Linked DNA regions of Homo sapiens: region 1 is linked to region 2. Evidence: read pairs that join two places in POLR2A ChIA-PET (ENCODE). Cell type or tissue: A673. All regions are shown on one strand. Each heading gives the region's core, and the rest is flanking DNA. Links, peaks and the distances in the headings are about the cores only.

What was found. Peaks named below come from ENCODE experiments on the same cell type or tissue, not always from the same donor. Only the 100,000 strongest peaks of a DNase experiment are listed, where the experiment ranks them.
Region 1: POLR2A ChIA-PET joins it to region 2 with 6 read pairs; 2 of 35 experiments call an interaction of 5 or more read pairs at or near these places.

The regions. Positions count from the first base shown.
Region 1 is chr5:127,529,111-127,533,507 of GRCh38, forward strand. PRRC1 (proline rich coiled-coil 1) reads left to right here. Exons shown (of 9, transcript NM_130809.5): 5 at 1,184-1,286. Among named protein-coding and RNA genes, the nearest start is that of PRRC1, 14 kb to the left of the region's middle. In A673, for the core only: no CTCF peak of the experiment used is centred there; no DNase peak of the experiment used is centred there.
Region 2 is chr5:126,681,354-126,685,750 of GRCh38, forward strand. No RefSeq gene overlaps it. Among named protein-coding and RNA genes, the nearest start is that of SPMIP10, 52 kb to the left of the region's middle. In A673, for the core only: no CTCF peak of the experiment used is centred there; a DNase peak (open chromatin) is centred at 2,748; H3K27ac peaks cover 414 bases.

The sequences.
Region 1 (4,397 bases), core at 111-4,110, 850 kb after region 2:
TAAATTTTTCTTTACTCATCTTTCCCAATTTTTTTTGCAATGAATTTTGAAATCATTCTGCCAAGTTCCAATATTCTGCTAAGGGTTTGTTTGCAATTTTATTATTATAATTATAATTTATTATTATATTAAAGATTTAAAATTGGTAGATGATTGGCTGATTTGTAGTATTTGAGCTTCATGTTTCAGGAATGTGGCATTTTTCTAAGCTTGTTTATTTTTTAATACCCCTCTGTACTTTTTTAAAAAGTTTTTTTTTGCATACAGACTACAACATTTTGTCCCTCGTTAAGAGCATGTGTCAGTGTGTTTGTCATGAGTTGTAATACCCAGTTCAACTCTATAGGTCTTGTAAATAGTAAGTCATGATGTTTCAGCATATGGTTGGTTGGCAGTCTTAAATTTCAATTTTATGAACTCATCTTTTCCTGAGTCACCTTAGTTTAATGGCAGATTGGAAGATGGGGAATCATGGCAGGTTAGTCAGATGCCATCTCAGGAGGCACTGCTCCCTGGAGTGTCTTTTACCCTTTGTGAAGTATCGCACAAGAAGGAATACTCAAGACTTGGTTCCTTTTAGTAGTAACGGCTCTAAGAATCCAGAGGAATAGATCTGAATATAAATGGCGAGTTTGGGAATGTACAAAACAAGAAACAAGAAGTAGGAAAAAGAAGAAACTAGTAGAAGATAGCAAAATGTTGTACGTTAAGGTAATAAGTAACTGTTCTGCCCCCAGACGAGAGGTGTTTTTACTCTTTTTATTTTTTTTATTAGGGAACAAGTATGGACTTACGTAGACACCTGATTGGGACCTTTATTTGGGACCCTAAGGGACAAGTTTTGCCCAATCTTTTATATAAATAAGTAGAAGTGAAATTATATATATGTATATACACACACATATATATGTATATATAGTATAGCATCCTTTCCATACCCATGCTACTCAAAGCGTGATCTGTAGATTGCTGCTGGTCTACACACTGCTGAGTCAGGAAAAAAAATTGAGAGTATCATTTAGAAACTTAATAGCAATTTGATATTGTCATGACCTTATATATCTTACAAAAGTACTGGTTTAGGATGCATTGGAAACTTTTAAAAAAGTTTTCTTCACAATCATGAAGATCATGGTGTTCCTCACTTAGAGTGAATACTTACATATTGATTTGTTTTATGCAGGGTGTGGCTGGGAATCCTATGGTGAAGTCTGTGCTTGATAAGACAAAACATTCAGTAGAAAGCATGATTACAACGCTGGACCCTGGCATGGCTCCCTATATCAGTATGTACATAAGTTAGACCGGTATCTGCCATTTTTTTTTTAAGGGTATGTCCACATCAGCCACTAATTGTAATTCTCTGTTCGTTTCCACTGATTGTGTAATCAGTGGAAATTCTTATTATATTCTTGCATTAATTTAATTGTCAGTCTTATTTTTTGGTGTTACTAATTCATCTTTTTTAAAAGTCATTAAATAAATTTTGAAAATCCCACAGAATGATCCTAGAAGGAGTAAAAACCATGAATTATTGGTATACTTGCTGATTTTAATTTTAAATATAGGTTAGCATTGCTTTATATGAATTTTACTTTATTCACTACTGACATTTGAAGTGATGTTTGTTTCATACTTTTTTTTTTTTTTACATTTCTCCTGTTATCTATTTTAATTAAATGTTTGTGTGTAATTGAGGGATAATATTTTTGGAGGAAGCAAATCTAGTTAATAATATCTAATGACTGGGTATATTGGGAAAGCTATTTTTAACCACCTCTGAACACTAATCATCCAGAATCATCCAGACAGTTGATAGATACTGTCTGCTATTTAATTTTTATGTACATATCCAATATGTGAAAAAATATCACAAGGCTTAGTGACCAATTATTAGTAATTCTGTAAAAGATAACTTTTAAGTCAAAATTGTGCAGCAGGTACCTGAACAGCGATTTCAGTGGCAATAAAAAGCCAATAGCTTTCACAAGTCTTGACTATGTTGGTAGTTTACTGTCTAGTAAATATCAAAAGATAAGGCCTAGCAATTGTTAAGTGTCTTTATTGAATGCTTCTGCCAGGCACTTTCTCATAAGAGCTCTGCAAGGTAGGTATTTTCCTCAAGTTTTGGACGAGGAATCTAGGTTTGGAGGGATGTAAGTTATCACCCTAGATCACACAACTTGGTGGAGCTGTATTGAACTCATGCTCAATTTTTTTACACTTAGCCACTTTGCTTCCCTTGTAGTAGAAAATTGAATCAAGCATTAAATCAACTGAGTTGTTCTTTGTGTTTGTAACTGTCCAAAGAATTCAAAATTGGAGTCCACCATATATGTTCTTTTCTTTGCAAGTACATATTTTGAATGAAGGAAAAAAAGGAATTAATATTTTTGGAGCTTTTGCTGTTTTAATGGCTGTACTATGTTAGACTATGAAAGCAATTACCTTATTTAATCCTTAGAGCAAACCCTATGAGGTGCCAGGTGTTTTTATTCTTCTTCTTCTTTTTTTTTTTTTTTTTTTTTTTGAGACAGAGTCTCACTCTGTCACTCAGACTGGAGTGCAGTGGCGTGATCTCAGCTCACTACAACCTCTGCCTCCTGGGTTCAAGTTATTCTTATGTCTCAGTCTTCTGAGTAGCTGGGACTACAGCCGTGTGCCACCACGCCCAGCTAATTTTTGGTAGAGACGGGGTTTCTCCATGTTGGCCAGGCTGGATAGCAGGCATTTTTCTACAAAGAAACAAGCTCAGTGACTTCCACAAGGTAAAGAAGCTAGTAAATGATAAAGGTAGAGCCATCAAGAAAAATGTGTAACACCGAAGGGGAAAAAAGAAAGGTACAGAAATGAAATTTCTATTATTAGCAAATGTCATAACTTTATCAGCTTTAAAAAGTAATAAAATCGAATTTAAGAAAGCTGACATCTTTACTGACAGCAAAGCATCACCATTCTGATCTAACAAAACAACTCAAAGTAAATCTTAAGGTTTTTTTTTTTGTTGTTTTTTTTTTGAGGTGGAGTCTCACTCTACCGCCAGGCTGGAGTGCAGTGGTGCAATCTCAGCTCACTGCAACCTCTGCCTCCTGAGTTCAAGCGATTCTCCTACCTCAGCCTCCTGAGTAGCTGGACCTACAGGTGCACGCCACCATGCCCAGCTAATTTTTGTATTTTTAGTAGAGATGGGGTTTCACCATGTTGGCCAGGATGATCTCGATCTCTTGACTTTTTGATCCTCCCGCCTAGGCCTCCCAAAGTGCTGGGATTACAGGCGTGAACCACCGCGCCCGGCCATCTTAAGGTATTTTTACACAAATATTCTAGAAATCATTTGATGTAACAATTTCGTATGTGTCAAGAAACTCAAAAAGTATTAGAAATGGCAGGACTACTCATCACAAGCTGAAAAGCCATTTTGAGCTGAAGCTTAATGGAGCAGTACTTAGCTAAGGTCGAGAGATGTGTCCCATGTGGAGGAAAAAAGTGAAAAAAAAAGTATATTCTTCTTCTCTTTTATGTCCTAGTAACTTCTGAAGTATCCAGTACAGATGTGATCTGTGAGACATTATGTCAGTCAGGAAAAAGGGATCCATTATTTTTAAAACCCAAATATTTGAAAATATCTTTCCCTGTTCCACATGATATTTATTAGGGAAAAACAACCTTGTTTCTAGGGCAAAATGTTTTACATTATAAACAATTTTCATGAAAAATCTCTTTTGCCGGTGATAACTATTAATGCCAAATATCAAAATGTGCTGTGTTTAGAACAAGGGCTTTGAATTCATTATATCACAGAAATGTTTGGTTAAGATTTTTAAAAATAATGAAACATTTGGTCAAATTGATCTGTCTAGAAATAGTAGTACTTAGGTTGTTTAAGTAATTGAAAAATTAAAAATATTTGAAAATATTTTTATTTCGTATTACTCTTAATATTTTAAATTTTAAGTTTTATGTGTTATTTCAATTTCATATATGCTTGCATATTTATATTAGGGCAGTAGTACATGTATAATTGATAAATATCTATTTGTGGTGTATGCTCAGAACATTGTGGGGATATTTAATAAAAAGCTTGATGACCCCATATTTAAACTATTTTCTAGGTTAAAAAGTATATTTCATGGTAGTGCTTGTTTAGTACATAACTTCTCTGCAACTCATTGACAAATCACTTACTATCAGTAAGTCTTTATTTTAATTTTCCGTGGAGTATACTAAATATGTAACTTACACTTCACAAGCCAGATATGTGATTTCTGGCTTGTGATATGTAATGTCAGTTTTGAGTCCTGACATTAGTGCTAAGTAGATACGTTACCTTGGGCAAAACTTTGTTGGCCTCAGTTTTCTCAAGCATATAAAAAAGATAATGATCTATATCTTGCATG
Region 2 (4,397 bases), core at 248-4,247:
TTCTGCCTAAAGATTACATTGCTAACGGTGTCACTTAGCTATTCTATTGTAAACATGATAAAGCACAAAAGCCCATGGCTGAGAACTAGATTCCAGTTCTGGCTCCTCTACCAGCGTGTTATAGGGTCTGGTAAAAAAACTTTTTTTTTTTTGAGACGGAATCTTGCACTGTCATCCAGGCTGGAGTGCAGTGGTGCGGTCTCAGCTCATTGCAACCTCCGCCTCCTGGGTTCAAGCGATTCTCGTGTCTCAGCCTCCCGAGTAGCCGGGATTACAGGCACCTGCCACCATACCAGGCTAATTTTTGTATTTTTAGTAGAGACAAGGTTTCACCATATTGGCCAGGCTAGTCTCAAACTCCTGACCTCAGGTGATCTGGCCACCTCAGCCTCCCAAAGTGCTGGGATTACAGGCATGAGCCATTGCACCTGGTGGTAAAACGTAACTTTACCTCTCTGAGCCTGAGTTTTATCAACTGTAAGATGAAATGTGAGAGAGGTCAATGGGACCTCTAAGAGCCTTTCTAGCTCTGATATTTAATGATTATCTATAGTGTATTTCTTCAAGAAATACACAGCAACAGTTCTTTATAGGCTGAGAGGAGTGGGAGCACAGAACTTCAATGCATTAAATTTTGCAGTCAACTTAACTTACAATAAACTATTTAATCACTGAGTATCTTTTATTTTTGGAGTTTAACATTTGGAGATGAGTCAAAGACGCTAGATTCTTTGCTTCTGGCGCTAGATATAATCACGTAGACTCAAATATTCCATTCAATTAAGGCAGTAATTGGGGGTGATTTATCTTTCAGAGGAGTGCAGAATGGGGCCAAGGAAGTCCAGTGGGAAATGGCTGTGTTTGGCAATACCAAGAAACACTCCAGGGCACCTGGCCACCACCGCATCAGTGACGCATAGCCCAAGCCAATAATGAATTCAACGTTAAGCTAAAAGCTACTGAAATTTTAATTCCTTTAGAAACAAATAGGTATGGCTGTGTTCCAATAAAATCCTATTTTCTGGTTTCAGTAATCATTTTTTTAAAGAAAGTCATTTGGAAGGCACAAAATTATTAAAGAAAGATTTCCAAAAGCTACCGCAGATAAATCTGTTTTCCTGGTAAATGTAAAGTCTTCTGACATTCTGTTTTTCTGAATCTCACATAGTTTTTGTTTGTTTGTGTTTTGGTTTTTGGTTTTTGGGTTTTTTTTGTACAGGACAGGGCATTTAACTGATCACTTGATGCTTGTGTAAGAAATCCAGGCCAAGTGGGCCGGGGGTGGTGGCTCATGCCCGTAATCCCAGCACTTTGGGAGGCTGAGGCAAGGAGATCAAGACCATCCTGGCTAACACGGTGAAATCCCGTCTCTACTGAAAATACAAAAAATTAGCAGGGTGTGGTGGCGGGTGCCTGTAGTCCCAGCTACTCGGGAGGCTGAGGCAGGAGAATGGCGTGAACCCGGGAGGCGGAGCTTGAGGTGAGCCGAGATCTCGCCACTGCACTCCAGCCTGGGTGACAGAGCGAGACTCAGTCTCCAAAAAAAAAAAAAAAAAGAAAAAGAAAAGAAATCTAGGCCAAGTATAGACAAGGAAGGGACTGGAAAGCATCTGGGTCTCTGACTTTTTCTGGGCTGCCTATGTCTCTCACCCATTGTGTAATATGCATGTTTCCATTGGGCTGACTTTCCCACAAGTGAGGACAATGAGCAATCCTCAGAGGCTGGGCTACTAGATTCAGTTTCAACTGTTGGATGATGCCTTGCTGAATAGCCATGCAAGTTTTTGTCAAATTCTAGTGCTCAGCTGCAGTTTGAGCAAAGACATCTTGTAAGGCTTTTCAAGGGACAGAAAAGACAGATGATCTCTTCCCCCTCTTTGTCAAGCATTTTGCTCCATTCAGTTTACCACAAACCTGGCTCTTCAGTGTTTAATCTGTGTACTCCTATTACTAGTATAAAAGGAACAGTGATTTCCTTAAGAACTGAGACCTAAGGTGTTGCTGGCTTTCTCTGCTGAGGATCTGGGGAATTATTTCAAAATCTCCTTACAGAAAAATGCATCAAACACTAGAGGAGGTTAATATAGTTTGGATATTTTCCCTCTCCAAATCTCATGTTGAAATTTGATCCCCAATATCGGAGTGGGTCCTAGTGTTTGGGTCACGAGGGCAGATCCCTCATGAATGGCTTGGTGCCATCCTCGTAGTAATGAGTGAGTTCTCTCTTGCTCTACTAGGTTCCCTCAAGAATTGGTTCTTAAAAAGAGCTTGGTACCTTCCCCTCTCTCTTGCCTCCTTCCTCTTGTCATGTGATGCCTGATCCCTTCTGCCTTCTGCTGTGAGTGGAAGCTTCCTGAGGCCCTCATTAGAAGCCGATGCTGGTACCATGTGTCTTGTACTGCCTGCAGAACCGTGAGCCAAATATAACCTCTTTCTTTATAAATTACCCAGTCTCAGGTATTTCTTCATAGCACTGTAAATAGACTAAGACGAGGTGTTGGAGGATCTAAGACCCGTTCCATTAGGAACGAACAGCATCTAGCACGTGCTTCTAGTATCACCTGGACTTAAAATCTCCGTGGCCTCTGTGTTTCCTCTTTTACCTTCTAAAACCATTCATTTGCCAACTTATGTCTAGTCAATATACACAGGGTTTTTCATATCATTCCTTTCTAAAATTGCCATCACTTATTTCAGGCTCCCTCAATGACACCATAGCATTAGACTCTGAACAGCCTTTCTAGCCCCAAGGCATCTTGACATGCTAGTAGACTATTCATTTTAAACCCATTTCCTGTCCTATTTATTTCTGCTCATTTCTTCTCAGTGGTTGTCTACTGCATACGTAATTAAATATAACCTTACCCTGGCATATCTTAAAATTAAGCTTTAACTTGCTTAATTTTCCAGCATTAATTTTTCTTTTTCTTTTTTTTTTTTTTTGAGATGGAGTCTCACTCTCTTGCCCAGGCTGGAGTGCAGTGGCACAATCTCAGCTCACTGCAACCTCCACCTCCCAGGTTGAAGCTATTCTCCTGCCTCAGCCTCCCTAGTAGCTGGGATTACAGGTGGGTGCCACCAAGCTGGCTAATTTTTTTGGTATTTTTTTAGTAGAGACAGGGTTTCACCATGTTGGCCAGGCTGGTCTTGAACTCCTGATCTCAGGTGATCCACCCACCTCAGCCTCACAAAGTGTTGGGATTACGGGCGTGAGCCACCACACTGGCCTGAATTGTATTTTAAAAGGAGCTCTCGGCCAGGAGAGCTGGCTCATGGCTGTAATCCCACCACTTTGGGAGGCAGAGGCGGGCAGACCACCTGAGGTCAGGAGTTCGAGACCAGCCTGACCAACATGGTAAAACCCCGTCTCTACTAAAAACACAAAAATTAGCTAGACATGGTGGCGCATGAGTGCAATCCCAGCTACTCAGGAGGCTGGGGCAGGAGAATTGCTTGAACCTGGTGTCAGGCCTCTGAACCCAAGCTAAGCCATGGTATCCCCTGTGACCTGCACGTATAAGTCCAGATGGCCCGAAGCAAGTGAAGAATCCAAAAGAAGTGAAAATGGCTGGTTCCTGCCTTAACTGATGACATTCCACCACAAAAGAAGTGAAAATGGCCGGTCCCTGCCTTAACTGATGACATTACCTTGTGAAATTCCTTCTCCTGGCTCATCCTGGCTCAAAAGCTCCCCCACTGAGCACCTTGTGACCCCCCTCCCCTGCCTGCCAGAGAACAACCCCCTTTGACTGTAATTTTCCACTACCCACCCAAATCTTACAAAACGGCCCCACCCCTATCTCCGTTCGCTGACTCTCAGGTGATTAAAAAGCTTTATTGCTCACACAAAGCCTGTTTTGTGGTCTCTTCACACGGACGCAAGTGAAACCTGGGAGGCGGAGGTTACAGTGAGCCAAATGGTGCCACTGCACTCCAGCCTGGGTGATAGAGTGAGACTCTCAGAAAAAAAAAAGAAAAAAGGAGCTCTCTGACTTCCTGAGAGTAAACTGTGGAAAGACCAGGATAGAAACAGGAAAAATCATTTAGAAGCCTCTACAATAATCTGTGATGGTGGCTTAGACCAGGGTGGTGGGCAAGGTTATGAAAAGAAGTCAGAAAGAAGTCAGACTCTAGAGATATTTTAAAGGTAGAGCTGACAAGATCCACTGATGGGTCAAATACAGGATGTGAGAGAAAGGGAAGAGACAAGCATAATTTTAGTTATCCTTTGTCAACTAGAAGGATGAAGTCGGCATTCACCACAATGTGGTAGACTACAAGAGGAGCAAGTTTTGGAAGGTGGGGTGAAGGGAAGACAGATTTTTATTACATTATCAGTGATAACTTAAAAATAGTCCTAATCTTATTCAACATTTTCATTAAAATAGTCCTTTCTA